Regions from separate parts of the Homo sapiens genome. Here region 1 is linked to region 2. Evidence: chromatin loops called from intact Hi-C (ENCODE). Cell type or tissue: breast epithelium. All regions are shown on one strand. Links, peaks and the distances in the headings refer to the core of each region. The heading gives the core; the rest is flanking DNA.

The links. Peaks named below come from ENCODE experiments on the same cell type or tissue, not always from the same donor. Only the 100,000 strongest peaks of a DNase experiment are listed, where the experiment ranks them.
Region 1: a loop joins it to region 2, with 21 times the contacts of the local background. A loop is called at or near these places in 1 of 110 quality-filtered maps.

Annotation. Positions count from the first base shown.
Region 1 is chrX:38,131,304-38,148,124 of GRCh38, forward strand. No RefSeq gene overlaps it. Among named protein-coding and RNA genes, the nearest start is that of SRPX, 81 kb to the right of the region's middle. In breast epithelium, for the core only: no CTCF peak of the experiment used is centred there; no DNase peak of the experiment used is centred there; H3K27ac peaks cover 316 bases; H3K27me3 peaks cover 3,113 bases.
Region 2 is chrX:38,206,535-38,223,355 of GRCh38, forward strand. SRPX (sushi repeat containing protein X-linked) reads right to left here and starts at 14,337. Exons shown (of 10, transcript NM_006307.5): 1 at 14,162-14,337. The coding sequence starts at 14,258. It overlaps LOC124905176 (a long non-coding RNA gene), which reads left to right and starts at 14,374. Exons shown (of 2, transcript XR_007068212.1): 1 at 14,374-15,265. In breast epithelium, for the core only: no CTCF peak of the experiment used is centred there; no DNase peak of the experiment used is centred there; H3K4me3 peaks cover 849 bases; H3K27ac peaks cover 847 bases; H3K27me3 peaks cover 6,195 bases.

The DNA.
Region 1 (16,821 bases), core at 8,569-16,568, 72 kb before region 2:
TAAAAGCAACCTTCCAACAAGTACTGTAGATACAACCCTAGACTGCTGGGCCCAGCTTGTCTCAGCATAGATCTAAGCACAAAGTATGCTTCCGGCCCCGCATGTCAGCTTATCAGAAGAAGAGGCCACAGCCTTGCATGGAACGTCCTACTCCTTCTTTGAAGATCTCAACTCTCATTTTTCCCTCAGATAAATCAAGTTGAAAAGGGACATGGACAAATCCAAAAGGCTGATTTTATCCATGCATACATAAATAACACATACAGGATGTGGTAGATTAATTCTGTTAATCAGCTCTCCTTTCATTTATGTTGTTATTGTCGCTGGACTCATCAGGATGTAGATTTTTCAGGTCACGAAAACACCATTAAAAAAGATATTTTGAAGTAACTTCATACTCTCGGCCTCTTTTTCCTTAAGAAATGTTCACAAATGTATAGCTAATAATCATTAAGTACTTAGGTAATTAATGAATGAATTGAGCCCACCTGATTCAGTCATATTAGTGTCATCACTACCTACTACTCCAAGGTTTAACTTTTTTTTTTTGAGACCGAGCCTCACTCTGTTGCCCAGGCTGGAGTGCAGTGGCATGATCTCGGCTCACTGCAAGCTCCACCTCCCGGGTTCACACCATTCTCCTGCCTCAGCCTCCCGAGTAGCTGGGACTACAGGCGCCCACCACCACGACCGGCTAATTAATTTTTTTGTATTTTTAGTAGAGACGGGGTTTCACCGTGTTAGCCAGGATGATCTCGATCTCCTGACCTCGTGATTCGCCCGTCTCGGCCTCCCAAAGTGCTGGGATTACAGGCATGAGCCACCGCGCCCAGCCCAAGGTTTACCTTTGGTGAGGGAGGAGAAAGCCATGGAAGTAATTAGAGTAAACCCCACCTTTAGAAGCAAAGTGTAATGAAATATCAAGTCCTAGAAGCATCTGAAAGTGAGAACTAGTGGCATTTTGGGCTGTGATCAATGTTTGTTTTTCTCCCATGTATACATTTCACATTAAAGTGAACATTGTCTCTAGAAGTTACCAGAAGGGTTTTACTCCTACGATAGTGTCATGTATGACCTCTGAAATTGTGGAAAAATAGGAGGGGAATGTTCATACAGGCAAAAGTACAACAAAAATTAGATTTGGAAAGGTTTGAACAATAGCCAGGAAAATTGCACTGCATCAAGGATTCCAAAGGACTATCTGAATCATCTGGAGAATGAATTGAATACATTTATTCCAGAGCATTGCTCCAAGCCTACTAAACAAAATCTCCAGCAATCCCAATCATTTTAATCAAGCTTCTTGGGTGAATCTAATACAAATGGATCAGAGTTTGAGAAACACTGCATTAGAGGACAAATTATATCAACTCTATTCTTCAAACCAACTCTACATCATGATGGCTTCTTGAATTTGATCTTGAAATAGTCGATCTTCTGTATACCCAGAGATCATTAATTGCAAGGCAACCATGAAGGGGTGGAAAGAGTCTAACCTTCAACTCAGAGAATACTAGTTCAAGTCTTGAATTGGGTACTTACCAACCATGAGACTTCAGTCAAGTTAATTACTCTTTATAGGCCATGGTCTATTTGCCTGTAAAATTGGAATAAATAGGCTACTTTGGAGTAACTGAAGATATCAAATAAGGTAATATATGTAAATATGCTTTGCAAATTCTAATCCATTGTTTTAAAAAGGTCATTATTGGTGAGCTAGTTCTATTACTCTGTGGTTCATAATTTCTTATGCCCCTCTTTTCCTACATGCTGGGTTAGGTCTTAAGCATTCTATGTACAATTAAGTGATCTCCAGTGTTTAGGTGTAGCAAACATTAAAAAACCTGTATTTTATGCTAGGTTACCCCTTGTGGGTGATAGTAATATATTTATTTTAGACTGAAATTTCACACTTCATTGGATTAGATAATAAATATTACAGAAAATGTTTAATATCATGGGGAGAAAAATTGGTCAGTTTCTTGGTCCACAGATTATGGAACCTGCAAGCAAACCATCTTTCCTCCCCTTTCTTCAACACTCTCTTCCAGTGTAATGACCATCGCTTTCTATGGCCCATTCCCTATACCCTATGTCAGGAAGATAAAACCTGCTAGCCTCACAATAATGTTGTGTAGAGTCATGTTCTTTATGTACAGAAGGAAATTTACCATGCTGTCAAAACAATTTCCATAGAAATGCAAACTGCTGTTGTCGCTATGAGTAATCAATTGTACCTCATTTACCTCACTAGAATTTATCCAAATTTTCTGGGGGAGGGTTTCTTTTATACTTGGAAAACTAAAGTAGAATATATGGTTAGTATTGCCTATAAATGCCAAAACACTCATATGGGGTAGTAGATCATACTTTTCTCTCAAGTATTTTGACACAAATAAAGATTTGTCTCTGATTTCCTTTTTCTCTGAAGGAGACAGAAATTAATACAGCACATAAATCAGATATTTTATTACAGTAATTGAAGCAAAAGTTTAAATAATTGGAATTTTCTAAAAGATGTCTTCTTATAGGAGGGCAAAGAACTAGATAGATATTTAAATCTAAATATTTTATTTTTACCTCTTTTTTTCTTTCTTTTTATTATTATTATTATTATACTTTATTGTGAGATACATTTACTTTGGGGAAGGATTCTGATTTCTCTTTCCAAACATTTTTTCTACTTAGTCAATAGTTCATTTTGTCTTTACAAACTTGAAGCTCGTTTGTGCAAATCCACAGGAATCCATAAGTCCCAATAAGTAGACTTATTTTTAAACCTTTCTCCTTTGGAAACAAGGAAGGAAGCCATTCCATCACAAAGCAGTCATGGCAATCAATTCAAGGTTGAACCCGTAGTTGAAATGATTGGGGATTGGGTATGTATATTTGTTTCCATCCTTTCTTAGTATTTATTATTCATAAATGGACATTTTAAAAGAGAGATCATTGGCTTTCAGTTGATTTGAAGAAAGAGATATCTGGACTTTTCCTTAGCCTTGATTTTTGAGCTTCCCCGCCACCTCCATTAATTTGTCTTCCATAATACCTAAATATCTTCTTACATTGTCCCTCTGGCTGATGGCATGCACACCAGAATCTTAAGAGATGTCCTTCATGCTTTTTTCCACATGGGCTTATGGAAATATTATTCTTCATTTTTAGCTCTTTCCTGTCACCTCAGAGCCCAGTTCTGTTAGAGTCACTTGCTTGCAAGGCATCTGAATGCACAGAGCCAGGCTGAGGAGTGGGCTGCTGGGGAGCTTCCCAGGGTGCCAAATTATAAAGGGTGCTAAACATCCCTGAAAATGTAATGAGGTGGAGAGCTCCTCTCAGGAAGAATATGGTATTAGCAGGAAGAAATAATGTCTGCTTGAATAGATAGATGGGGTGAGGAGCTCATGCATGAAGAGCAATTTATGGCTGATAAATTGCCTCCTAAGACAGATCTGTTTAGGTGTGGGGCCTTTGTTTTGCTGAATGGGGCATGCAACCTTGGACAACACAGGAATTGGGAAGGACATAGGGAAAAGGGACATTTGCCTTCACTGGGGACTTCTTTCAAATCTCTTCCACCAGGCAGGCCCACCTAAAAATATATGTTGTACAAATTCTTACAGAGCATCTGAGAATTGCACGACATAATCAGCCCAAGTATTGGCCCAGCTCTTTGAATGCACCAGGTCTCCATTCCTGGATTGAACATAATAGTCATGAGGAGACTTTTTCTCTGGGACCTGAAGATAAGTTCAGAGGTTTAGTGGGCTGGAGAAGGAAGACACATTTTCAATATCTAAGAACATCTAAAATCACTGGGTCGCTGAAACATTGGAATGGGGGCTCTTCTTTAAAAGGAATAAGGGATAATTTTCCAAACTGTGCCATAGGGTGGGTCACCTACATGTGAGTATGTTCATTTCTGCTTTGTCATGGCATTCACCTGCTTCAGCTGCCAATTTACTCTCCTACACTCTTGTTCTGATAGGACGTTGGTCTCTTTTCTTTGTTTGTTTTTAGTTAATAGAGTTTATTTCTCAGAGCAGTTTAGGTTTACAGAAAAGTTGAGCAGAAAGTATAAGAGTTCCCACATACTACCTTCCCTCTGAGTTTCTCCTATTAGTAACATATTGCATTGATGTGGTACATTTGTTACAATTGATGAGCCATATTGATACATTATTATTAACTAAATACCATACTTTACATTAGGATTCATTCTTTGTATTTTAGTTCTATTTGTTTTGACAAATTTATAATATCATATATGCACAATTACATTGTAACACAGAGTAGTTTCACTGCCCAAAACATCTCCTGTGATTTAAACCATGGCAAACACTAATCTTTTTACTGTCTCCATAGTTTTGCCTTTTTTCAGAATATCATATAGTTAGAATTATGCAATGTGTAACCTTTTTGGATTTGCTTCTTTTACTTTTCAATATGGCATTTAAGTTTCCTCCATCTCTTGTTGTGGCTTGATAGTTCATTTCTTTTTTATTGTGGTAAGAAGACTTAATGTGAAATCTACTCTCTTAAATTTTAAGTGTAAAATATAGTATTTTTATTTGTTTTTAAATAGAGAAAAAGACAGAAGAACTCTGAGGAAACAGTAACAATTTTTTTAATTGTTTATTTTTCTTTTATTTATTTATTTATTTATTTATCCTGCTAGATTTTTTTGTTATTATTGGCCACAAATAACTGTTCCTGTGTGCTTGCCTTGCCATATTTACTAACTGCTTGTCTTACCATGCTACTAATTGCAAAATTAGTAGTAACACTTAAATACTTAACATGCCTACTTCTAAGCTTCTGTATGTAACATGCATCCCAGACAAAAGCTTTGTGCCACCCTGAACTTGCTGCAAATTGGGATTTTTTCATTAAATTTACTTTCCTAATATCTCTAACATGTTCTGAGTTATTCCTGAGTTCTTTTTTAACTTTTATTTTACATTCAGGGGTACACGTGAAGGTTTGTTATATAGGTAAATTGCATGCCACAGGGTTGGTGTACAGATTATTTTGTCATCCCAGTAATAAGCATAGTATTTGACACGTGGTTTTCGATCCTCTCTCTTCTCCCACCCTCCACCCTCAAGTAGGCCCTGGTGTCTGTTGTTCCTTTCTTTGTGTCCATGTGCACTCAATGTTTAGCTCTCATTTATAAGTGAGAACATATGGTATTTGGTTTTCTTATTCCTGGGTTCTTGAAGATGGATTATATGTCACCTATCCCTCGTGTCTTTATATTTATTTGTCTTTGGAGGAAAGCACATTTGCTGAATTGACACACAGATTGGATGGGTGTCTGGTTGCTGTTTTTAAAAATAGAATGATGTTGAACAACTCTTCTTGGTGCTCAGCTATTGAATCTGCCTTCCCATTTCGGTTTTTGCTCACTTATCTTCCTGTAAGTCTAAACTCTGAAACAATTACTCCCTTTGCCCTCCCCTCAATAAATCAAGGGAAGGGATCAGAAATGACATTTATTGAGCATCTACTATGTGTCAAGTACTTTATGAATTGTTACGTAATTTAAGGCTGTTTTTTAAAAAGACCTAAGAGGCTCATAGAGGTTAAGTAACTTGCCCAAGTTCAAAGATAGTATGTAATACAGCCTCACCCAACATGGAGCTTCCCAGTTCAGATCCCAAAGCCCAATTTCTTTGCACTACACTAAACTGCAACCCAACTAGAAACCTTGTGTTTGTCATGAGCTGGAGACTTGCCTCTTACAGTGGGATTCATGAACCAACAGCATTACCAAAATCTGGGAGCTTGTTGGAAATGCACAATGTGGGGCCCCAGCCCACACCCACCGAATCACAATGCTCATTATAATAAGATCCTTAGTTGATTTGCAAGAATAATGAACTGTGGAATGCATTGGTGTACAGAAAATGGCAGAATTGATATTGACACTTAAGACTATCGCCTGTCAGTTGTAGTTGATGCCAACATTGTCCTAAGATCCTTCCATTTGCCAGTCTTTTCTTTGAGTCCTTTTTATTCCTTGATTTTTTTTTCTCGGCATACACACATGCTTGATTACTAACATCTTTGTGTGTGTGTGTGTGTGTGTGTGTGTGTGTGTGTGTGTGTGTGTGTGTGTTTTCTCCTGTGGTTATCCTGATGACATCCCTCAGCCAGGTAATTTGACTTTATTTCAGAGTCCTTGAAATGAAAGACCTAAATATTTTTTATTCTAGATGATTCTGATAACCTGCTAAATAGAATGAGGACCAACTGACTTTGGACACAGTCTCCCCTAAACTTGAGGAAATAGTCCCTGAAAGCTTTATTCCATAGTACTAATCAAACATCTTCTAGCTGGTATCTTCTATTTTCAATCAAGACTCAATATTTGTGTTGCTGCTGATGACGAACTGTAGAGAAAAGCATTTGGATACCAAGTTGGCTTAAGTCAGTGATAAATGTGAGGCTTAACCCAAAAGTACATTTTGGTTAACCCAAACTTGAAAGAGGATGATGTATTATAAAGAACACTGAGTTGATAGTTAAGAAACCTAGCTCCTTCTCCAAGCTGTGCTACTTGCTGTGGCTTTTGAGCAAGACAAGTTCTCTCACTGAACCTCAGTTTTCTCATCTATAAAATGGGAGACTTGAACTAAGTGATATTCAAAGTCTGCTCAAGCTCTAAAGTCCTATGACAACTTACATGTGCTAGAATTAATTTACTCTTTGACACCATTGATTGTAAGAGGCAGCCTTACTTTACATACCACAAAGGAAGAAACAAATGTTGTCAATTATAATTTTTTAAGATGTTGCTCTGGATATTCTACATCTGTTCCTGCATATTTTCTCTTTGCTCTTTTCACACTGTTTTATGCCCTAAGAGGTGAACCTTAATGATTTGCTTCAATGTGACTCTCTTACCTTCTGGATTTTGGTTGGGTTTGGACAAAGAAAGCCAGCAGTAGGAGATTGAATGGTGTGAGGAAAGTGAGACTGGTATAGTTACAAGCCTGGCTCCCTCCTGCTGGGTCACCAAGTGATAGTGGCTACCTCTATTCAGGGCTATAGTTCTTTTTAGGTTACCTTCTCCTGCAGCTAGAGCCACAGAGCCACTCCTGCCCTCCAATCTTTCAGGCCTACTAGTGGTAAAGGCTCCTAGCTGTTGCTAGTATCACCATCCCTTGTTGTTTTCCCTTGACCCTGACTGCACCTTTATAAATAATCCCTCTACTAATCTTTCCTCAGTGTTGCAGCCACAGTTTCAGTGTTCCATCTGTTTCCTGCTGAGACCCTAATTGATACAGTAATTGATATTAGGCTTGTTCTTTAGGAAGCAGCCTCTCAAAATAGAATTCCAAGATTGTATTGCTCACATATTTGAGAAGCATTCCCAGCACTTGGCACATTAATATGTGCATAGTACATGTTAACGTCTTTGAATAAAAAACAAACCAAAAAAATGTCTTCCAATCGTAGTGCCTCTGTTCACTGGAAGAAATATAAGGTAGCCAAAAATCAAGACAGTTTTTCTTATCACTTTTATTTCTAAGATATTATTTAGTCTAGGCTCAGAGTCTATAACTCACCAATCCTTTAGCAAAACTGCTAATCAGAATTGCGTGGGCTCTCGACTAGTAATGACTGAGACTACTCAGTCTGGAATAAAAGCTACTGTGCCTTTGAAAAACTCCATTGCATTTTCTTTCCTAATTTCTAATTTACTAATTGGTCTCTATAGAGACAAAGGAACAAGTGTCTCACCTCTGGCCCTCCTCTAGGGAAATGCTACTCAAGGTGCTGGCCCATGATAAGATAGGGAGCTTGCATCAGAATGTAAATCAGTGTGTGGCTTCCTTCATGGAAAGTTTTGCAATCAAAAACATCAGCTGAACTAAATAACAAATTTATTGACACTGTTGATTTCCAGTCTTGGGCAAACTCCTTATCTCCTTGTAAACCAGTAATAAATGGTGCAGGGACCAGCAACTAGTACAAGGACCACATTCTGAGGAGCATTGCTCTAGAGGGTCTTGGAACTCAGTCCCTTCACAAAGTTCATATATTTGTGCTATATTGCTGCCACTTGTTGAGAAATAAAAGTATTTCTTCTCTTTCTGGTTTTTCAAGAGAGAGAGAAGTAACTCCTCTTTTGAAGCCTGGAAGTTCATGCTTAGTCTCAGAAGGCATCAGAAATCCACTTATCCTGCCCAAGAGTCAAACGTAATTTCATGAAACTAAGCGACACATTGGAAGGTACTCAAGAGAGAAAGATTCAGATTTGATCTGTGACCAAACAATGGCATTTCAGTTCCATTTGAAGTCAATTTGTTAGTCTCACAGCACTGCTGCCTAAGCACAGCACCATCCTTCACAGAAACTTGTTCTGATGTAGAGAGAGACAATACAACATTTCAAACACGATGCAGAGAAATTAAATTTTCTTCAAGCTCCAATGCAGCCATAGAGCAAACAGAAAAACAAATCCTTAAGCTGTTGAGCATCTTCAGAAATGACACCATAGTAACAGAAATGCATCTGTACCCTGCACATTCATTAGTAAAATTGATTCTGATGAACAAAGCTAGGTGCTTTGCAACATTCCTGTGGCTTTGTCCTAAGGAGAAACAAGTGCCATATTTTAAATGAGTTAAACATAAGTTTAACTTTGTAATGCAAACACTAAAAACCTTGGCCAAAGGCAGAGAAGCAATAACAAGTGTTTCTCCAAAGGGGGAGGTGTATTCCCATCATTGGTTATAACTGCCATCTTTCTCACCTCGACCAAAACGGTGGTTCTCACCCTTGGCTTCACATGAGAATCCCCTTGGAAGCTTTTAAAATCCCTCAAGTCCTGTCTGCACCTAGACCAGTTATATCGTAATCTCTGGGTGTGGCACCAAATCATCAGTATTTTTTAAAGCTCCCCGAGTAATTTGAATGCATATCCAAGGTTAAGGCATAAAGTGTATTGAGAGGGCTGGTAGGCCAAGGTTGTCGTGCTTGCAGTCTTGCTGACAAAGACATCCCCCTTACTGCAGCAACCCTTAGGACACAGCTATACAAGAAGCCCTCAGTGTCCCTTCTTCAGTTACTGTAAGTCCCAGCTTTAAAGCTGTTAACAAGCAAGTAAAGCTGAGAGGAGATGAAATATTTGTGACTTCTTGTGAAGATTAAATGAGATCATTTGAACGCAGTGTTACAGTTTAGATTTTTTTAAATTTAATTTTAAGCTCTTGGATACATGTGCAGCATGTGCAGGTTTGTTACATAGGTAAACGTGTGCCATGATGGTTTGCTGCACCTATCAACCCGTCACCTAGGTATTAAGCCCCGCATGCATTAGCTATTATCCTGATGCTCTCCCTCCCTCACAGTTTAGAGTCTTGATGAACCAAAAGGGTCTGCTCATCCCTGCTCTTCATTTCTGATTAATTTAGCTAAGGATACAGAACCTACCAAAAGAAAGATAGCTGCAAAGAACAGGAGCAGATGCAGCACATGTGGAGAAATGTTCCCTTAAGTGTGGGGTCTCTACAAGGCACACAGCTATTAGGAACAGTCCCCACAAGACCTACCAGAGTTAAGAAAGATGCCAAATTTTGGGTTTTTTCCACTCCTTTCTATTCCAGATTCCATCACAATTCCAGAATTATATTAACAAACGGGGCTTTTCAGTTTAAGGCAGTACAATGTTTGGTCTTTGGACTCCTGGGTGTCCTAAAACTTCTTCAAGGGGTTAGCAAGGACAAAACTATCTTCCTTACTTGCTCTTTTCACTGTGCAAAACTGTAGCACTATGGCAGGAATCAAGGCAGTGCATATTTTTATCTTCATGCTTTCATAGTAAGAAAAGTAAAATACCAGTTTTATTTAAGAATATCCCTGATGAAGCAGTAAAAAATAGTCTTATTAAATCTTGACCCTAAATACATATGTTTTAAATATTTTCTGTGCATACCAAAGTATGATGCATTTTCAGCATTCTTTTTATTTTAAAGAACAAATAACGGGTTATTCAAGCTTGAGAATTTGGCAGACATTTTTTCAAAAACGAACAAAGTGAGCCTGTCACTTCAGGGAAAACAATTGGCAGTACTTGTTGCCAATGATAACATTAAAGCTTTGAAGCAAAAATTAGAATTTTTGAAAACTTGTATCTACCATTGTGACTGTGACAGCTTCCTAATACTTATACACTTTTCTGATAAGATTGGTGATGACATTAACTAATGTGATATTCTAATATTGTGTAACAAAATTTATCAATCTTTGGAAGAGCTACTTGATTCAGTGAACCAGTGTTTTCTAAATGATGGATGCATGAGTTACAAAATTGTGCATAGATAAAAGATACATTCAAAGCACAAGATAGACCAGTGGATTTTAATGCAACAGAGTACAAAGAGTTTTCATATCACCATTAATCTTTAAGGAACTACCACTTGTTGACTTTTGGTGAAGTGTCAAAAAAATATTCACAGTTATCTAAATAGGCTATTAAAATACTCCTCCCTTTTCCAAATACATATATGTGCGTGTGTGTATATATGTGTGTGTGTGTGTGTGTGTGTGTGTATCTGTGAAGCCAGATTTTCTTCTTATATTTCAATCAAAATAACATATTGCAAGAGACTGAATAGGAAAGCATATATGAGAAACTAGCTATCTTCTATTATGCCAGACTTGAAGAGACTTGCAAAAATGTAAAATAATGCTGCTCATCTTACTTTTTGGTTTTGCAAAACATACTTAGATTTTCTCAAAAATATGTTATCTACATCATCATGCAATAAATTTATTTTTTGAAATGCATCGAAATATAATTTTTAAAATTTCTCTGTTTTGATTTCTAACCTGGTAAATATTGAGAGATGTAACTCACACAAAGAAAAGTACTTTGGAATCCTTCAAAGGTTTGAGAACTGCTGGTTTAAGGAAATTTTTATAGACCTAGGCTGTTCACATTTTTGTTTTTGCAGACAGTTAAATTACTAATTCACCCAGCTTGGTGTTGTGGAAGCTTGATTTTAGGCTTTGTTAAGGAGGTCTACTTTGATTTAACTGAATCCTGAATCTTGTTCTTTACTTTTGAAGAGTAGTCCTGAATTTTCAGTGGAAGCTCAACCTGTTCACTGAGCTCCTTTAACTTGAAAGGATTTGACCTCCAAACTATCTCTCCAGCACAGATCAGCTGCTGAGATCACTGCTCAGCTCAGGTCTTTCCCTTCAGCTATTTTGTTTTCCTCCTGGACTTCTCGTAGCCTCACTCTGTGCATGCACAGCTCAGGGGTCAGTTAAAGATTTAAGGGCAATTTATATGCACATTTGGGTTCCCCCTCCCAAATCCCACCCACTGGCTTTCTCCTTTCACATATCTCCTCCATTTCCACACTCTCTGGTCATCCTGCCGTCATCCTCTGAATCCTCAGCCCAGTAAGAGTACAGCCTTCTGCTTGAGTTCCACATCCAGTACACTAGCAAATGGAAAAGTCCTCAAGGGAAAAGCCAACCAAATGTGCATGTTACCCAATGTGCTTACATTCTTTCAAGGTCATAGTTATTTCAGACTCTGCCTGCTTTTGGTTGAGTGCCAATGAGTTCCAGTAACTTCTCTTTCTTTATTTTGTCCAAAGTTATAATTGTTATCAGCAGGGAGGTTAGTATGATATGGGGTAGTCTGCCATTAAATGAAATTTAATTCCTGTGTCTTCCCATTTTGAACTAAGATTAGCAAGGCCAAGTTCTCATCTGTGGGGTGACAGCAGAGCCATACCAGACCCTTGAACAATATATCCTCCTTCATCTGTGCAGTGTTCTATAAAATCTATTTCCCCACAATCCACTCAGCAAGTCTGGTTTAATATCCTCTTGCCGGGGTGGTTCTGATGTTGGGCCAAAGGCCATCATAACATATCCAATTGTCTCACAATCTTTTTTTTTTTTTTTTTAGACAGGGTCTCATTCTGTCACCCAAGCTGGAATGCAGTGTCGTGGTCACAGCTCATTGCAGCCTCAGCCTCCCAGGCTCGAGTGATCCTCTCACCTCAGCCTTCCAAGTATCTGGGACCACAGGTGTATGCCTCCACACCCAGATAATTTGTAAACATTTTTTATAGAGACAGAGTCCTGCTATGTTGGCCCAGGCTGGTCTTGATTTCCTGGGCTCAAGCAATCCTCTCACCTTGACCTCCGAAAGTGCTGTGATTACAGGTGTGAGCCACCACACCTGGCCAATTGTCTTACAATCTAATAAAATCAGTGTGTTGAAGACATATCTGCACTCCCATGTTTATTGTGGCATTATTCACAATAGCCAAGATAAGGAATCAAACTAAGAGTCCATCAAAAGATGAAAGAATATTTTTAAAAATATTACCTCGGTTACCTCTGAAAATATTCTTGCCTTTTGACAACAGCAGCAGGCTCTTTTTGAATTTCCCTGCCCACACGTAGAGCCAAATACTCTCTAGGAAGTCCTGTCTCCTTGTGGAGTTGATGATGATTCCTGTGTAACCTGTGCTAGATACCTCAAGGCAGGAAGAACCAGGCCCAGCCTCCACCATAAGGTCAGTTCTGGTCATGGTAGGGGGCTGGACCTGACTCTTCCTGTCTCGGTTGTCTAAGATAGGTTACACAGGAATCACAAGGAATGTCAGTTCTGGCACTAAAACATTGTCCTCTGAAAATGGAAACCTCAAAGCCTATCAAGTTCATCCATGTCTCTGATGTCTATAATCCTCCAGTTACAGGCATGAGCTGTCTCCCTCACTGGTCTTGTTGTTGTCTCATTCTCATACTGCTCTGAGTGTCCCCTTGCCCAACTCTCTTCCAGACTTTGATGCCTCTGGACTATTGCCGTACACACACACACACACACACACACACACACACACACACACACACATTTCATAGTAAAGTGACCTTTTGCCTTAGTCCACTTGTGTTGCTATAAAGGAATAGCTGAGGCTGGGTAATTTATAAAGAAAAGAGGTTTACGTTTACTTGGTTCATGGTTCTGCAGGCTGTACAAGAAGCATAGAGCCAGCATCTGCTTCTGATGAGGGCCTCATACTGCTTCCACTTGTGGAGGAAGGTGAAGGGGACCTGGTATGTACAGAGAACACATGGCAAGACAGGAAACAAGGGAGAGGGGAGTGCAGTTGGAGGCTCTTTTTGATGACCAGTTCTCAGGAGAATTCTCACAGGAACTAACAGAGGAACAACTCACTCCTTACTGCCAGGATGGCACCAAGCCATTCAGGAGGGATGTGTCCCTATGACCCAAACATCTCGCATTAGACCCCACTTTCAACACTGGGAATCAAATTTCAACATGAGACTTAGAGGAGTCATATATCCAAACCATAGCACCTTCCTATAGCTTTAGTATCTTTTCAAAATATTCTTGAGTAAATTCTTGTTTTCCTCTTTGTCGCTTTTCTTACAGCAGGTTGCTCTTTCATACTTTAATATCACTTGGTTGAGAGGTAATGTCAACATCTGCTCAATTCCCCACAGCTCCTTCTTAATTGATCATTCTTTCCTAATCTGAGCAAAAGACCTTCTCTGAGAATCCTGCCATCTACCATATCACTTTCCATCATGCTCTCCTTACAGTCACCTATCTATACACAGTTATCTCCTCCACTCTATATATCCTTGGAATTTGACTCTCACTCATCTCCTTTGCCTTAACTCCTGCCAGTATCCACATCACCCATTTGGATAATTTATTCAACTTCCTAACATCACAATTTCAATGATATTTTCTTCATCTCTTCCAAATCTCTCATATCTTTATACTGATTATATTCACTCTTAAACCACATTAGGATCATTAGCCTTTCCCTATATTCTTTGAATAGGTCAGTGCCACTACTGTTTTTTGTTTTTGTTTTTGAGATGGAGTCTCGCTCTGTCGCCCAGGCTGGAGTGCAGTGCCGCGATCTTGGCTCACTGCAAGCTCCACCTCCCGGGTTCACGCCATTCTCCTGCCTCAGCCTCCCGAGTTTCTTTTTGGACTAACTCTTGTCCTTGTGTGTAATCACACAATCCATTTTCTCAATACTACAACCAACTCCCTCCCCTTGTCCTGCCACCATACCTTTGTCACAACCATCTACCCCCAGATTAGTCTTTCAGTATGCCTTCTCTCTTCCTCAACCTGTGTGACTAAGCATTGCTGAAGAAAAATGGTCAATTGTACTGAATGATTTTATCATGGCTTATAAGATATGTCTTCAAGAGATGCTTGATATCACTGTTAACTGTGGAATTGCAAGGAAGAGAAGTCCAAGAAATCCAGTGTTTCAAGACTACGCTTTTAATTTTACTGTCTGTATCATTAAGGACTTAATTACAGAGAATAGAGTCAACGCAAGCTAGTTCAAAGAGAAAGGATATTGTTCTTATCTAGAGTGGAAGGTTAAAAAAATAGACTTTATGCTGACCTTCCATAAAAAAGTCCCTAAACCACCTGGGACTGCCAAGGGAACTGCTAAGAAGTTGTAAAATTGGGAATTTTCCTACCAATTTGGGAAGCCACAATTATATTTGTTTATTCTAGAACTACTCCATGTTTTCTACCATAAAGAAGCCATGTCCCTCATTATTAAAACGTCAAAAAAATAAAAGATGTTGGCGAGGATGTGGAGAGAAGGGAATCCTTATACATTGTTGGTGGAATTGTAAATTAATCCAACCTGTATGGAAAACAATATAGAGATTTCTCAAAGAACTAAAAATAGAACTACCATTTGATCCAGCAATCCCACCCCTGTGTATATACCCAAAGGAAAAGAAATCATTATACAAAAAGACACTTGCACTTGTATGTTTACAGCTGCACTATTCACAAGAGCAAAGCTATGGAATCAATCTAAGTGTGCATCAAGAGATGATTGGATAGAGAAAATGTGATACACACACACACACACACACACACACAATGGAATACTACTCAGCCATAACAAAAAGAATGAAATCATGTCCTTTGCAACAACATGGATGGAACTGGAGGCCATTAAGTAAACTAACTCAGAAACTGAAAGTCAAATACTATATGTTCTCACTTATAAGTGGAAGCTAAATAATGTGTACACATGGACATAGAGTGTGGAGTAATAATAGAGTTTCAGAAGGGTAAGGGTGGGTGGGGATGAGAAATGAGAAATTACTTAATGGGTATAATGTGTACACTATTTGGGTGATAATGATACCAAAAGCCTAGACTTCACCACTATGCAACATATCCATGTCACAAAATTGCACTTGTACCCTCTAAATTTATGCCAATAAATAAATAAATTGCCATGTCCCCAGTTAAGAAGTTGTCAGCAGCTATGGGAACTGGCAGAAGCTAGCCTTCAAAATAGGCCCCAGTGATCTTTACCTCTTAGTATCCATCCTATTGTGTTGTCCTCTTCCCCATTGAATAGGGCTGATCTGTTGGACCAACAGGATACTGTGGAAGTAACAGTGTGTGCCTTTTGAGACTATGTCATAAAAGATATTGCCTCTTCCACTTTGCCCTTTCTTGGATCACTTCTACCAGAGGAAGCCAACTACCATGTTATGAGAACATTCATGCAACACTCTGTGGAGAAATCCATGTGGAGACAAATAGAGATCTCTTCCAACCATCAGCACCAACTTGCCAGTCATGTGAGTGAGCCACTGTGGAAGCGGATTCTCCAGCCCCAGTCAATCCTTTGACTGCAGTCCCAGCCAAGATATGACAGCAATCTCAAGAGAGACTCCAAGCCAGAATTGGCCAGCTAAGTTGCTCCCAAATCCCTGACCCACAGAAATTGTGAGAGATAATATGTTTGTTGTTTTAAGACACTGATTTTTGGGGTAATTTTTACTGCAGGAATAGTATAGGTATCAACATCCTGAGCATTAATCCTTGCTTCAATGTGCACTGCCTTTCCTCTCCTTCACTGCTCACTCCAATGATCTAAGCTCAAGAGTTGAGAGTTTGTAGAGGTAAATCTGCAGTTCTCTGTGAATGGACTGGACTCTTCCACCTTCTAGTTCATCCTTCACTACTAGATTTCTAATAATGGTTTCTATTGGACTAACCTCCCACAGACAACAACTATATCTGGATATATATACATATATATATATACATACACACATATATATATACATATATATATATACACACACACATATATATACACATATATATGTATATATATGTGTGTGTGTGTGTGTGTGTGTGTGTATACTACAACCTGCATACATGTGTAGAAGTTCTGCAGTACCAAATTGTAAGCAAGCAGAATTAGGAACTGTTTTTTTTTTTTTGTTTGTTTGTTTTTATTAGGTCCAAAAGGTACATAGAAAAGTTCTGCAAGATTTCCAGTGGGAAACCGGTTCTCTAGAGAGAGGCTATTAATTAATCTTTAGAAATGTCCCCAAATTTTGATGCAGGGTATTTACTTTTAAAATACCATAGTGGATTCATTGATCTTCAAATAGTCTGTTGATCTTGTTGGGAAAAGTGCTTGCAATATTCCAAGTCATCAGGTAAATTGGTTTGAAGGAATCCAAGTAGTTCCTTAAATGTCAGCTCATCTTCAAGGTTTGAACCTTTCAGGGTATGGGGCAAAGGGCACAGGCTGACTTGTCAAAGCAAGAGAGCTTTAACAAAGGTAGAGGCAGATATATGCTTGCTTAATTGTAACAAATGATCTCCTGAACTTTTCCTTTTTTCTTTTATTTCCATAAGTTTTTGGAGAACAGGTGGCTATTTGGTTACATGAGTAAGTTCTTTGGTGGTGATTTGTGAGATTTTGGTGCACCCATCACCTGAGCAGTGTACACTGA
Region 2 (16,821 bases), core at 4,963-12,962:
ATTCAGCAGTACAAAGAACTCTGGACCAGAAACCAAAATCCTGGGTTAAGTTCCAGCTTAGCCATTGTCTGAGTTCCCCCAAAAGCACACTCTAAGACAAAGTACAAGTAGTTCATTTGGGAAGCAATCCCAGGAAGCATAGCGATGGACTAGAGCAGAGAGACAGCGAAGAGAAGAAAGACAATAAGGGTACTGCTCACTGGGCAACTGCTGTGAGTCACTGTTGTGGGCAATTGGGGCTCCATCCTGCTGGGGACTCTTCCTCCCTCTCTGGCATCCAAATACTACCGTTACATAACTTCTTTCCCCATTGAGGCTACACTTAAATGTTCATTTTAACTTTATTTCATCCAGAAATAAATGGCAGTAGAATGGCTGGCTGGTGAGAGAATGATCCCTGCCAGACATGAGCTCTCAGAGACAGCCTTGCTTCCACAGCTGTTTCATCAGAGGCAATATTAGACAATATTCCATCCTCTTATTCAAACTCTTCTATGCAGACCCCAAAAGGAAGACCCTAGGCAGAGTCCATGGCACCCATAATCCCCAGGCCCTCTGTCTTTCATTAGCAAAGACAATTAAAACAGCATGTGGCTTGTGAAATATCAATTGTGGTCCTACTTTACAGAGCCAACAAAAATAAACTTAAAAGAAAAGCTTTATAAATGAAGGCATTACTCTGGTCCAAGGGGAAAATAATATTTTTCCAATTTAGTCTCCTTCTATTGTTTAATACTACGAAGGGCCAAAGTGTGTCCCTGCCCATTGCCCAGAGATGGGAGAGAGGAGAAACAGAAAAAAGACAAACACCTAAATCTGAGGAGGTCAGCCCAAAGCAGGGGACCTCAATAAATGCCAAGTCCTGTTCTCACCAAGGGGCATTCACAAAGCTCTGTAGCCTGACTGTCCCCAGTCAACACAGACAGACAAAAAGAGGGCTAGCCTTTAAAGTAAAACCAGACAGTGGAACAAAAGCAATTTGTGATGTGGCATGTGGTCCTTCAAATGCTTAACTCTCCTCTATAGAGGTCAAATGGGACACAGAGAAAATCTAAGAAAGGAAAGGAGGATGCAGTAAGACTTTCAGCAGAAGACTCCAGACCAAGACACTGGCGGAGGCCACATGGCCTCAGAGAGCTATGAGCATGGGAGGGATACACTGAGCTGGAGAAGAGCTCTCTCTTGCATCAAGTTCACATTTGAGGGTTATCAAATTGCCTCTGTTCCCTGGCAAAGGAGATGATTCCACTCCTTTACAATTTGGTTCAGAAGGCAAAAACAAATCAAGAACCCATCCATCCACATCAGCTCTTGAGGCTTCAACTCCATTTAAACAAAGACAGAGTAAAGATCCAGGCAAGACTATTTCAAAGGCCTACCCCATGTTCTGAACACCTGCCCAATAGAACAGTCTGCAAACTTTTAAAACAGTGTTTTTCAATGTGGGCGCTATGGGCATTCTAAGGGAGCCAATTCTTTATTGTGTAGGCCTGGCCTTCTCTATCATTATGACAACCCAAATCACTACCATATATTTCCAAAGTTCCCATAGGCAATGGCATGGAAATTTAACAAAGACATCTTAAATCCATTTATGCCCCGCCCACACATACATTTGTGGGTATTTTTTTCTTTATAATTGAGGTAAACATATATAGTAAAGTGCACAAATCTTAAGTGTATACAGCTCAATACATTCTATGTATGTGCATACCCATGAGACCTCCCAACCCAGATCAAGATACAGAATACTGCTGGCACCCTTGAAGACCCCCTTGTGGCCCCTCCCAGTGGCTACCCCATAAAGACAACTGCTATTCTGACTTGTAACACCATGGACTAGTTTTGCACATTGTTGTTGAACTTTGTAGAAATGGAATTGCCATATGTACTCTTTTGTGTCTGGTTTATTTCACTGAACATTATGTATGAGATTCATCCCTGTTGTTACATGTAGCAATACATTCCTTTTTTACCTTTTTTGTTTAAGAATCGTAAGCACAGAAAAGTGTCCAGAAGTTTATATCAAACTACTGAGTGGCAATTTCAGAAAAAGAGAATGGAATCAAGAGGAAAATGAAGGGTGGGCCTGCTTTCAACTTTTTATGCCTCTATTTGAATATTTTCATAATGAGCATGTTTTACTTTTATAATTTTATTTTAAAGAAAGGGACTCACTCTATCACCCAGTCTGCAGTGCAGTGCATGATCATGGCTCACTGCAGCCTTGACCACCTGGGTTCAAGCGATCCTCCCACCTCAGCCCCTGAGTAGCCGGGACTACAGGTGAGTGCCAGCACACCTGACTAATTTCTTTTTTTTTTTTTTTTTTTTTAGAGATAGGGTCCCAAGATGTTGCCCAGGCTGGTCTCAAACTCCTGGGCTCAAGAGATTCTCTCGCCTAGGCCTCTCAAAGTGCTGGGATTACAGGTGTGAGCCACTGTGCTCAGCCTATATATATATATATTTTTTTTTTGCAAAAAATTTTGGAAAAAAAGTGGTCAGCCTACAATTTTTGAAAGCCTTGTTAAAGTACATTCATCAGAGGATACTTTCAGCTCATCTGCAATATCAGATGGGCCATTTTATAGATATGTGTAGCATTCAGACCACCAAGCCAAGAAAAGTAAACGATAATATCTATTTTCTGCCCACCAAAAACATAGAAATGGAAGTTGTCAGTTGTCTCATCTATTTTCACTGAAAATCAAGGTCTGCATGGCTTTCTCAACCCTCATTCCTCTCCTCAGCGGCCAGCCCATGGAGGAAGTAGAATAACTTAGTGCTTCCTCCCAACTCACCCTCAAGCCTCACTATCACTGAGAATTTCAAACTAAGTGACAACACAGCAGTTACATATCCTCACAGAGTAAACACTAAAAAGTGTTCACACACAGACCCATGGCTGTGACACCACTAGCCATGGAAGGCAAAGGAAGAAGGTCTGGAATGGGAGGGAGTGAGCTGAGCTTTGAGAAGGAAGACACAGCCTCCTCATGCTGAGAGCCATAGCTTCCCTCCTATCTGAATGTGTCCTGAGGCTTCCCATGGAGAAAAGGGTCACTCACTCAAATGAAAGCCATTTGGACTTGGCTGGCCTGAAAAGATGAGTTTGGAATTTGGATGAGGAAATTTTACAGAAGAAAGTATTCTGAAAGGAAGTAACGTGAAGAGGAGAGAGAAACACCCCAAGGGCTGTTCCCCAGCTTTCTTTACATTTGAATACACAAAAACACATTTTAAAGAACACATGTTGGCAACACCCAAAAGTTGGTGGCTTTCGTCTCAAAAAAACTTCCTTTAACCAAGACACAATTGCTAGAGAGACAGATGTGGGACAGATGATGCTACCCAAAGGTTGGGGTTTTTTTTCTTCCCCACTTCCACCTCCCCAAGCCTGCAGTGGTCACTGCCACCAGTAAATGCTTCAGGAAAAATTCAATGTCATGTTCCCAAATGTCCTGTCCTGAAACCAAAAACACAGTGTTCACTGAAATCAACAAATGTGAAACACTAGGCTAGTGAGATGTTCGGAGAAAACCATTTGGAAACGTCCACACCAGTGGTTCTCACACTTGAGTGTACATAAGAATCATTTGGAGGATCTGCTAAAATACAGATGGCTAGGCCCACTTCCCACATACCCAGCTTGTGATTCAGTAGCTCTGGGGTGTGGTCTGAGAATGTATATATCTACTAGGTTCCCAGGAGATGCTGCTGCTGTTGCTGCTGGTCTACAGACCCCACTTTGAGATTCTGTGGTCCTCACTATTCCTCCTTGTCCTCTCTCAGAGAGTAACAAGGTATACTGGCATATCAATGACCCTGAGCAGTCCTGCAATAAAGAAACCTATTTAACCCAGCCTTTTGCAACTAAATTACAGTGCATCCTGCTTCCCATATACCATTTCTGAATGTCTCTGGGAAGCAGTGCTTCATGGAAGGAAGTAGGAGACGGTGGAGAGCTATGGGCCATACTACATACCAAGATCCTGGCAGGGCAGCACATCTGGAGACTGCTGTCTAGAAATCCAGGAAGCATTAAGAAATATGTCAGCAGGTAGCAAAAGCCAGTCCACCTCCAGCCTCAGATTAGGACACTGGATCCTAGCCAAGAATTGGCAAGAATAAAACAGCAACCTAGTTTTTAGAGCATCTAAGATATCAGGAGGCTACCAAGCCTCAAACCTTGAGAATGAGACACCCAGTTATGTGTCAGATAAATTAACCGTATACAAGGCTAGTTATAGCATGCTGGCCTGGACCTCCAAGATGAGTCCTGAGCTGAGCCTCGTGGTGGGGAAGAAGTAGCCCCAAACACCCAGGAATCTTGTTAAAAGGTAGGTGCTTATTTCATATCTGTGATGGTGTTCAAGATTCTACATTTCTATAAAGCTCCCAGGTGAGGCTGGTTATCAAACCACACTTTGAGTAAGGCCTTGGATTAGGGGTTCGGCAAACATTTTCTGTAAAGGAAAATATTTCAGCTTTGCAGGCCATATGGACTCTGTCACAACTATTCAACTGCCATCGTATCACCAAGTAGCCATAGACAAATACCCAAAGGAATGAACATGGCTGTGTTCCAATAACATCAAAATTTGAATTTTATATCATTTTCATTTGTCACAAAACATTATTATTCTTTTGATTTTTTTTCAATCAGTTTAAAATGTTAAAACCATTCTTAGCTCAACTAATCATATAAAAACTGGCAGTGAGCCATCTTTGGCCTGCCTGGACTTTGTTTGCAGACCTTCACCCTAGATTACTGGTCCCTAACCTAGATCTACCAAATCAAAATACACAGAGGCGGAGCCAGGGAAACCATATTTCATCAGACTCCCCAGGTGATCCTTACTCAGCCTGTACAAATACCATTGCTGGCCAGACACGGTGGCTCACGCCTGTAATCCCAACACTTTGGGAGGCCGAGGAGGGCAGATCATGAGGTCAGGAGTTTGAGACCAGCCTGGCCAACATGGTGAAACCCCATCTATACTAAAAACACAAAAATTAGATAGGTGTGGTGGTACGCGCCTGTAATCCCAGCTACTCGGGAGGCTGAGGCAGGAGAATCTCTTGAACCTTGGAGGTGGAGGTTGCAGTGAGCCGAGATCATGTCACTGCATTCCAGCCTGGGTGACAGAGCAAGACTCGGTCAAAAAAAAAAGAGGAAAAGAACAGAGAAAAAAAATACCATTGCTGGGTTGGAAACTACTACTTACCCAACTCCCTGAAAAGGTGAGAGACCCTCTTTAAGTGCTGTTAACAGTTCAGTCTTCCTGACATCCCCAATTCATGGAGCTTGAGGGGCTTAATGTGAGGGGCTGTGTGTTTTCCTGACTAACCCACTGGTCTCACTCTCACTCATCTCCCAAGGTGCTGCCTCCCCGCTAACCCCAGTGTCATTGATTTCTGGTATGAAGATAAGAAGTCCCTGTGTCTTTAAGAGCTGATCAGTTCCAGGAATTCTCAGCCCCAGGAGTCTTGCCGGAGTGGCAGGAGCGGCCCTGATCACACTAGCCTGGTTTTCTTGACAGCTAAAGTTATTCATCAGGTATTAATACATCTTAGCTGCAGGAAAAAGCCATGCAAGGCCCCTGTTACCAATCAGCCTGAAGATGTGCTTTGCTGCTGCTCAAGGCTAAGCCAGGCAGGGGCTGTATTCCTGGCAGAAAGGCTTAAAAGGAGATGAAGCCAAGGGAGGTTGCATTTGTTTTTGAGTTAGAGAAGGGAGGAAAAACCTAACCTACAGGCTGTACATGCTTATCTCAGGAATGCTGGGGACTTAGGAAAGGAAGGTCAGAGGATTCAGTGATGAAGGCAAAGCCAACAGGAAAAGGGAGAGGAGGGGAAGTGAACCATTGTGTGTCAGTTATAAACAGGCAAGCCACTCTGTCTTGGCCAAGGGCTGAACTCATTCATCAGACCAGTACTTCCTAAATTTCATCATGTAGAAGAATCATTGGAAGGATCTTGTTAAAATGAAGATGCTGATTCAGTAGGTCTTGGGTTTGGGCCTGAGCTTCTGCAATTTTAACGTGCTCCCAGGTGACCCAAGAGTTCACCACAGATGCTGCTGGCATGCAAGCACAGCTTTCTGTTTTGTTATTTTACAGAGTCACAAGCTCTAAAAGAATATGGGGTCCATAGCTTGTCCACTTGGAGTTAAGCTACTGACATCCAGGACTACATAGATATAGTTCAGGGAGTTCCCTGCACTACAGCACCCACCGTCACACCCTCAAAAAGAGCAAGTGGGGTCTCAAATCAAGCCTGTCCTCCACTCTCCAAGTCTTGAATCCTTGGACTCAAGGCCTCAAGTCCTTGAGTCTTGGGCCTGCCTCTATCCTTTTCTTGCCCAAAGTCTGTCTCCTGACCAAGCCCTGTGTCCACAGATCTACATGTGGCCAGATGGGGGCCTCTTTTTCTAATTCACCCAAAGGTGCTTTATGCACCAGTGGTGGCCCTGCAGCCAGCATTGAGAGGTGGCCAGGCACCATTGGCTGACTCTGGCTAGTATCCTGCCACAGTTGAACCTTGAAAGCACTATACTAAGTGAAAGAAGCCAAACACAAAATGATAAATACTGTGTAATTCCATTTTTATGGAAGGTCAATTGTAGGCAAATCTATAGAGGCAGAAAATAGATTAGTGGTTGCCTAGGGATGGGGGATTAAGAAATGATGGCTAAGGTTTGGAGTTTATTTGGGGGGCAATGAAAACATTCTAAAATTGGTTGTGGTGATGAATGCACAACTCTGTGAATATTCTAAGACCATTGAATTGTACAGTTTAAATGAATGAGGTATGGTACATGAATTGTATCTCAATAAAACTGTTATGAATTTAATCACAAATCAGTTGGGGAGCTCAAAGCAAATGGTATAGAGAGGAAGCATTTGGGACTCTGACAACCTCAAAAGAGGGCAAGGACTGACACTGAGGCAGCAACTTCTCAGAACTCTTGAAAAACATCCAAACAGCTCTAGATATGAGATGCTGAGAGTACAGCCAAGTGTCAATATAAAGAATAGCCCTGAGATACACCCTGGACAGGGGCTCAGTGAACAATGCTGTATTCGTCCATTTTTGCACTGCTATGAAGAAATACTTGAGACTGGGTAATTTATAAAGAAAAGAGGTTTAACTGGATCACGGTTCTGCAGGTTGTACAGGAAGTATAGTAGCTTCTACCTCTGAGGAGGCCTCAGGAAACTTGCAATCAAGGCAGAAGGCGAAGGAGAAGCAGGCATGTCTTACATGGCCAGAGCAGGAGCGAGAGAGAGGAAGGAGGTGCTACACACTTTGAAAACAACCAGGTATTATGGTAACTTACTATTGCAAAAATAACACCAAAGGGGATGGTGCTAAACCATTCATGAGAAATCCGCCCCCCATGATCCAATCACCTCCAGCCAGGCCCACCTCCAGCACTGAAGATTACATTTCAACATGAGATTTGGGTGGGGACACAGATCCAAACCATATCAAATGCTCAGTGCCATTCATTCTTGCCTGCCTATCTCTGGTTCCCCACAGGATGCCTGACATGTAGGGATCACTCAAAAATTGAATTCAATGCATGCCTATGAAGTGAAAGGAATTCTATAGCCACTAGACTGAGGTCTACTCCCAACTCTGCATTTAACTCTCTGTGTGACCCCAGACAAATCCCTTCAACTTGCTAAGCCTCAGAGGCTCCTCCCTAAAATGCAGGGCAAGTTACCATCTCAGGCATCCTCCCAGTCTGAGGTTCCGTGGTTCCATGAATTAGGCAACCCATGCAAGGGAGCCTGGGTGTGGAACAGAGAAACTCCTGCAGAAATCTAGATAAAGACCAAGACACCCACCCAGAGGCTCAGAACTGGCCAGAGGCATGCCCCCCAGCACATGTCACTCCACAGATCCACTGAGAGCCTCCCAGAAGTCAGGCTCCCTGCTAGACCATGAGAATACAAAAATGAACAAGATCCCACAACCTACTCACGTGGCTGGGGGCATCAGCTCCGTGAATAGGTAATGGTGCAACACAATGACCCTACTCCTTGGAAAGCTGAATTAAAATCTAAGTGGAAACAAAATTTCAGTGTTGGGGATTGAAAGGAATTGGAGCCTTGATCTGACTAACACTGAGTCAGTACCAACATGTCTGTCAGAGTTCCTATAAGGAATTGCCACTTTGTGGGCAGAATCTCAGGAGGTGGAGGATGTAGCCGCTCCACCGCTTCCTCACCACTCCACAATGGGCCTGCCAAACCTTGGCTTAATTCTCACCCTGTGGCCCTAATTTAACCGTGTTTGCGAACAATCTTGGATCACTGGGATTGGCAGGGTCATTCAGCTCAGCCACCCACACAATAAGCGGCAGGCGAGCGTCATCCATTAGCAGATCATGGGGTGTAATCAGCATTGAGGAGATTCTCATTAAGTACTACTGGATGTACATTGCAAACAGCTAGTGATAGCAGGGGAAATGAGCTGCTAGTACATGTGACTACACTACAGGTCACTGTAAGAGTGGGACAGAAGAAATATTGCAATGATATTTCAAGGCCAAGGCAGAAAGTCTGTCCCCAGATTCTATGTTTGGATCTATTACTCAGAAGAAAGTTTGAAAATCATTATGCTCAATTTACAACCCCAAACCTCTGGGATAATCCAAGCCATTATGTCCAAACCCATTTATCTTCTCCCTGGAGAACAATGCATAAAGAAGCATCCATTGTGAGCTAAGGATTACGGGTGAGTGAATCATTCAGCTCGGGAATGAGTACTCCAGAGGTTTCTGAGGTCAGAATGTGCCAGACACCCGTAAGATCCAGGTGCTACCAATTATCATCTGGAAAACTTGGGAGCTTAGCAGTGCTACCAAGGACTTTTCTCTTGCACAAGCTTTTCCTCTAAATCTTTATCTGCACATCCTGCCCCCAGAACTCCCTTGAGTTTCTAAGTCTCTTAGAATGTCTTACGGTGATTTGACATCCAAGAGCCTTCGCAATTAACTATGCCCTGATTCGTTGCCTGTCCAAATGGACAAATTTCCTTTGACATTTAGCTATCTTGCAATCCGTTTTCTCAGGAAAGTGTCATCTTGGAAATTCTGGTTAAATCCTACAGGGGAGATTTGAAATGGAATACTTTGATTCACAATTACTTCAATCAATTAATCCACAAATACTGACTAAAGATCCTCCCCCAAGTCACACTGTGTACTAAGTGGGGCAGGGGGGTACAGCAAGTTACCAGCCCAGGCCTGAAGGCAATTACAATTTACGATTACATCTGTTTTGCTTGGTACTGCTTTTTAAATGAAAATAACTGGAAACTATACAGCTGGCTGTAACTGGAAAGGCCACCTGCTCACTGGTTCAATCAAAGTTTACCTACTGTGGTAATTTCATCTTACTCTGTATGTTGATTTTTCTGCCCATTAAGTGCATATTTTCTCATAGAATTCATGAAGGTGCTCTAGTAACTAGTGGTTTTGAATCGGGATAGAGCCGTCTCCCCAGAAAAAGGACACTCACACAGATTTTTGTCTCCAATTTCAAAACATTCTTAGAGAAGCCCACACATCCTCTACTTTCACTTTTCTTGGGCCTTTAGTGCCACCATCTCCGCACCAGCAAGTCTCAGCATCATTCTTCAATAACCAATTCCAGTGTTCCCACATAGCTCCTCTCTGTGCTCCCCGGGCCTGTCAATCCAATTGTATTATAACATTGACCACCTGAAATAACTATGTCTCTATTTCCCCACAAGACAGAAAGCTACGAGAGAGAAGAAATTGCATACCTTCTTCATCGTGGTCTCCCAAGCACATAAATGCTTCATCATTCAGTGTTCACTTTAAAAATAAGTCTCTGGGCAGAGCCCAGGATTTATTAGAAAAGGTAGAAACTGATTCTATTTCAGAACTAAACCCAAATTTCCCAGAGATTCAGGCTTAAAAGACCACCCTCCTAAAACAAATGGCCCATAAAAGTTAGCAGTTAAGACATCACACAGTCAAGAACTGAGGGGCTGGTTTGAGAAACTCCCTATGAATTGGAAGTTGGGAGAGGTTATTATTCACGCTGCTATTTTGGAAGCGAATCTCTAACCTGGGCATTAATCATAACTTGCCTGCTACAAATTTCATACTATGTTATAGCCTGGCAAAACTAAACCTTCTTCTGTTCAAATTCTCTCTTCACTTTCAATTACTAATTTCAGTTGTGTTCTCTGAAAGGGGAATTGACGTAGCACACATATTTGCGTTTACTAAGGAAACCATTCAACCACTTGGGAAAGGCACAGATCAAGGTGGCCAACAAAAATAATAAATGCAAACTCCAGCTTGCGGTTGCAGTCAGTCTCTCATCTTACAGCCCCCAACAGAGAAGGTTATTGCTTAAACAGAGAGTGTTCGTATATTTAAAAGGAACCTCTGTATCCAGTAAGCCATCGTTTCTATGTATGTAGATTCATGGTGGCACAAAGCCCTGTGTACCTGTGCACATGTTTCCCTCAGCTCCTTTCCTGTCCAATGGCCCATCACTGGAGTTACAGGCACTGTTAATCCATTACGCACAAATATCCATGTGGCACAAAGTGCTCTGCTAGGCACCGTGGGAAATACAAATAAGGGTAAGACATAGCACGGCCCCTGCCTCCAAGGTCTTAAAATCTACAAGAAGAAGAGTGCATAAATTATGATAATATACAGCATTATCAAATATGTGATATATGTGATAAATATAAGAGACATGAGTGAGACCATGGGTGTTAAAAGGAAGGCACGTTGCTTCCCATTGGAGCGATCAAGAAAAGGTCTCATCAAAGTGGGGGTGTTGCTGGATGATGGGCAGAATTTGGACAAATGGCAAGGGGGAAGGATTCCAGGTACAGAAAGCAGCATCTGCCAAGAAGGAAAATGTGACTCAGGTTCTATAAGGATAGGATTTTAGGAAACCAGGGGGAAAAGACTGGAAAATTAGGCTAGAAGCAAACTGTGTAGCCCCCTAAAAACAACTGAGAACTTTTTACTTGAGTGAGAACAGGGACCTGCTGCCCTAAGTTTTTGAGTAAGGGAGTGATGTGATAAAAAACAGTACTAAAGTCAATGGACTTAAAAGACCATTATCTAAAGTGAGAAAGTAAAATGAGCTAGAATTAGAGAGACCAAAAGTGAGAATGTTATAGCAATAATCTAAAAGAGAAAAGCAGCACTTTGGTTATGGTACGAGGACTGATGAGGTGGGAAGATGTGAAGACGCTGCTTTAACAATGGTTTCTGGTGTCTCATTCAGCTCCCAAATCTGCGAAATGAGTAGTAACTAACAAACAACATTGTACTGTACTGAAAGTGTTATCAATGAAGAAAATGCCAGAGGAAAATGACCTGCTCTCCCCAGCATATTTCCTTTTCATTGCAGAGTACTTTTGTCAGCTGATTACATGTTTTAAATCTAAATAGGAATTCCTAGCCTGTTCCCGGTGACACCTTAATTATATAACCTGAGCTAGGTGCTCCATTCCTAGTACTTATCTCCAAATGTGGTATTTCAAAAGACTGCTTCAGCTGATGTAGTCTGGTTTGGCTTTTAGCAAACCTCACTTGGTTTTCCTGACTAGTAAAACCACGCTACTTTACCAGTTTTCTCCAGATGTAAGATTCACGAAGCCTTTCTTAGAGGCCATGGTACTCATTCTCCATCTTCAGCCTTGTTTGCAGAAGGAGGCAGAGTGAACCACCACTATCTCACATGCAAATACAGCTCTAAGAATTATTTTAAGAACAGAATCTAAATTCTCATCTGTTATAAGCATACAAACACAGTCAAACACAAACAACTTTTCTACAAATTTTCCATACACTTCATGTAGGTTTTTATAGACACTGCATCTTTGCTAGGCTGCAAAAAATAGATCAGAGAGCCAGAAAAGCTGCATTAAATTCTAAGATGGAAGAACTCCAGAGACCTTCTAGGAGTGGGAATGAGAATGATTTACTCTCACTCTGACAGATGTGCTATTCACGTGCAGATAGTTACATAATCGACTTGCTGATGGAGCCCTAGATCTCCATCTTCTTTCAGAAGTTCCAGATTCAAGTCCTTCACTTTCTCTCTTACTGAAGATATGATGTCCACTTGCTAAGAGAGTGTCTCTGAAATGATCTTTAAAATTTGTCACCCAGCACTTAGAGTGAACTCAGCCTATGTGATTTGCTTTCAGACCCAAGGGCCTAGAGATTTTCCCCTCCCCAGCCTTCCAAAGCCTCTGGCTTGGACTGAAATCCCCTCCTCTGGATCTCACAACCTCAGCGGAGCACACTTCCCAAGAGACCCCATTGAGCCATGCCAAAAGGAGGCTCAAGAGGAGTGTTTATCAAGCAGCTCCAATCAGCTTCAGCTCATTTGTGGTCTGAGCAGAGCCGGAGGGCAGGTTAGGAGTCAGTGGAGGTGGTGGCAAGCAGGAACATGGTGGCTAAAAGTTGGGAGCAGCTTGCAGGCTGGCAGAGGGAGCCAGGAAAGCCAGGGATAGGTCCCAAAAGACAGGTGGTAGTGAATGCCCAAACTGGCGAACTCATGATTCTGTGGCTGGGCCCTGGTAGCAAGCTGTACTATATAAAGGTGGAAGATGAGAGAAAGGAGAGGGGAGGGCAGGGGAGGAGAACGGAGGGAGGTCGGATGGAAAAGGAGAAGGGGTCCCCAGCTTGAGAAAGGCTCAACTAAAAGTTGAGGTTCCCAGGCAGCTCACAGGCACCTCCCAACTCAGTGCGGAAAAGCTACCTCTAGCTTCTCACCTTATTTGCCCGCTCCCAGAAAGCTGCTTCTGGGACGCTTAATGACTTCCTCTTCCCCTACAGGTTCATTTTAACCTGATTCCTGCTAAAGGGGGTGGGAGAGGAGGTATTAACACACCATGGGAATAACAGTTGCCTGGCAGTAAGGATAAAATTTCCTTTCCACTTTACCCTGAATCAGTTCCTACAAAGCAGCTTAAAACTTAAGAGTCAGCTCAAAACACAAATGTTCCTGTTTATTAATTTACAAATTTGTTCTATTCATTCATTTATTTAGGTGCGTGCAGAGAATTTCCCGCAGCCATCCCTACATCTCCCAAGCACACTGCTAGAAAGATGGGCATCCTCTATCCTTCTACCAGAACTCAGTAGGTTCATTTCTCATACCCTAGATTTAAGCTGCCCACGGTGTTGAACGCAGAGCCAAATATTTGCACGCCCTATAGCCGACGTCACCCACTTTCCCATTAACACTAAATTAAAACGCATCCATGGATTTCCTCTCCATTCCGAGGCAACAGGAGTGCATGGCACATTGCCCTACTCCCCTGAAGCTCTTCGCTAACCTAAGACTCCAGGGTGAGGAAGTTAGCTGGAGCTTTTTAAAGTGCATCTCCAAAGAGAATTTTGCTCACACCATGAGAGCCCCCAAGAAACACCAGGGCCCCCTTAGATGCCGGAGACCACGCCCTCCAGGAATAAGCCGCACCCTCTGCCCAGCAGATCCTTGCGCGAGTAGCCCTCTTTCCCTGGGGCTAATCAAGTGCATGCCACATGTCACCACTCTCAGCTGGCAATTCTTCCTCAGAGGCGCAGACTTTCTCGGAATCCCCAGCAGGGGGGGTTAAGAGATTCAGGGGAGGCCCCGCCCGTGCCTTCCACAAAAGTCGCTTTACCGTGGCTCGTGTCCTGCGGCCCCAAGGGGGTAGCCTGGGACGTGTAGTGGGAGGGCATAGAGGCTCCTTCCAGGACAAGCTGCCAGCCTCCAGTGGGCAACCATGTGAGAGGCAAAATTCTGGGGGTGAGAAAGTAGCAAACTAGTCTGCGGCCAAACTTTCTCTGTGGAGCCTCCTACACCGAAAAGGGTTTGATTGGAACTCTGGAAGCCCGGACGCAGAAGGTGCTAGGGCTCCCGTCGCCGCGAGGGCGCCCCGCGCCTGGAGATGGGATGGTCAGTTCTTCCCGGCGCGTGCCCAGACACCAGCCCCGATCCGCATCATCCCCACCCTCGGGCTGCGAAAGAGGAGTTCTGCGCAAACAAAGGGCGCCCCCGGCACCTCCCTCTATCCCGAGCGAAGGGTCCCAACGGCGACTCCGGGGGTCTTTGGTGCCCAGCTGAGGAGGCAGCCACGCCTCCGATCCTACCTGGGAAGCTGCGGCTGGGCGGGACGCGCAGCAGCAGCAGCAGCAGCAGAGGCGGCAGCAGCAGCAGCAGCGCGGGCCGATGTGCGGGGCTCCCCATGGCGAGCGGGCGCTTAGCTCGCCTCGGCAGCGCAGCGCGCTTCCCGGGGGCGGCAGGAGACCGAAGAGACCAAGGGACTGCGTGCTAGCGGGCGGGCGAAGGCCGGGCTGGAAAACTCCTCCTCTCGCCTCTTTCCCTCCCTCCTTCCTGCCTGGGGCCTGCCCTCCTTTCTCCGCCCCCCCTGGAACACTGCGCGGTTCGGGGCTCTGACCCACCCACCTCCTCCTTTTGTGCCAGCGCTTTTTCTGGCCAGAGAGCGCTGGAGACAAGCCCCAGCAGAGCGAAATATCCTGAAGTAGCTTTCTTTGCCCCAATTTGCGCGCCCCCTCACCCGGAATACACACACGGTATTCAATACAACCGCCTCGAACATCCCAGACGTCTAGAAGGATACCATCTGTGCAGAAAGCTGCGTGAGTCACACGGAAACAGAAGGGGCAACCGAGGGGATTCAGAGTGGCCCACTGCGGCCGGATACTATGGCCATGTTCTCTGTTTTGATCCTCACGACCATGCCCCAAGTTCGCTATTACCATGTCCACTTTCTCCAATAAGACACCGACGCTTAGAAACTTGCCCAGATTCACCCCCGTTACTGGCAGAGCAGGGACTGGAACTTAGGTGTGTAGTTCTGCCGACGTCAAAGTCCATACTACAGATTTTTTGTTAGTTTGTTTCTCTTTTGCAAAGGAATAAATCAAGGACTGGACCGGGTGCGTGCCTGCTCTGCTGCGGTTTAGGATGGGGCTTGAGGTTCTCCTTCCAGGATCAGCTGATGGGAGAGCACAAGGCACAGAAAGTTCTCTGTCTCACCCACAGCCATGGGGATCCAGCTGTAGGTTCCTGCAGCCAGATTTCCTCATTTCCTGGGTTGTTCTCAACCACCCCAAAGATACCACGACCAGACTGGAGCCTCTTCCCTGTGGCTTGGCATCGCTGGATCCTGGCATCAGGACAGGGTTTCTAGGCTGCCCGCAGGACGGATCTGGTTTCTTTGAGGCATTTGAGTAAGCCTCTCATAGTTTTGTTTGTTTGTTTGTTGTTTTGGTTGTTTAGTTCTTGTTAAATCAGTAAGGCAATACGTTGCCCCTTTGCTGTCTCAGAAAGATCTTAGCTAAGGCAAATTTTAGTTGGAGTTGCTGCATTAGGTTGTGCAGTTTGGGCACTGTACAAAGGCATCCAGAGGAAGGGGCAAGTGGGAGCCAAAATCCAAATGCCTTTGGGTTCAGGGAGCTTTGCGTCTTGGCAGGGGCCACATCCACTAGAAGGGCATCTTTCTCTCTGCCACAGTAGTCTGGTCTGATAGCTAGGCTAAGAGCCCTGGGGGCACTCACCTAGAAGTTCTGAATTTGTTTATCCAGAAGGAGTGCCATTTCCCAATTCTCACAAAAGCCCCAGACTTGAACGTCCATCTTACCCTCTCTAGCACTTGGGGGGACTTCGCTCCATCTCCTGTGGGTTTCTCCACTGCTGCTACCTCTTCAGGGAACCAACAACCCTTAAATAACCCCCTAGTCGCAAGGAAATGGGGGAGGTCAGTCTATTCTGTGGCCTCCATCAGACCAGACTTTCCAGGGAGTCATTCTCAACCTTGTTTATGTGGGTCACCTGGGGAGCTTCATGAAAATACCATATCCAGGCTCTACCTCACACTAATAAAATCAGAATCTTTAGGAATGTGACCTGGAGTTTGACCAGATGCATATTTTTGTCTCTCCCCAATCCGCTAAGCTCCACGGTATAAGTTTTAGTATAGGATAAAAATTCTAGACCAGGAGTTTCTCAACTTGGGCACTATTGATATTTGGGGCTAGATGATTCTTTCTTGGGGAGGGGGACTGCCTTGCACGTTGAGAGATGCATCGATGGCCTCTATGCAACAGATACCACTAGCAATCCCCCTTTCCCCAGTTATGGCAGCCAAAAAAATGTCTCCAGACATTGCCAAATGTCCCCCAGGGGAAAAATGCCCCCAATAGAGAACTACTTCTTTAGGTCTGTAAACAAGGGTTAATGTGCACCCCAAATTCCAGGTCCAGGATAGCCTGGCCAGCAGCCTTCCTTTCCTATGTCACCTCTGAAGCAATGTGTCTTCACCACAACCAGTATACATTCTATTACTGGGCTGAGAAGGAACTTCTAGCTCACTTCTATCCACTGATTCTGGCTGGATTACAAGAAACACCACACTTACTGTTGACTTGCTCTCTGGCCTTTGAATGTCCTCACCACAAAGAAAGAAATCAGAAATGGATGAGGTGATGGTCACGCAAAATACTGACTTGACGCTTGGTGCAGTGGCTCATGATTGTAATCCCAGCACTTTGGGAGGCCAAGGTAGGCGGATCACTTGAGGTCAAGAGTTTGAGACCAGCCTGGCCAATATAGTGAAACCCCATCTCTACTAAAAATACAAAAATTAGCCGGGAGTGGTGGCACACACCTGTAGTCCCAGCTACTCGGGAGGCCAAGGCAGGAGAATCACTTGAACCTGGGAGGCAGAGGTTGTGCCACTGCACTCCAGACTGGGCAACAGAGCTAGACTCCATCTCAAAAAAAAAAA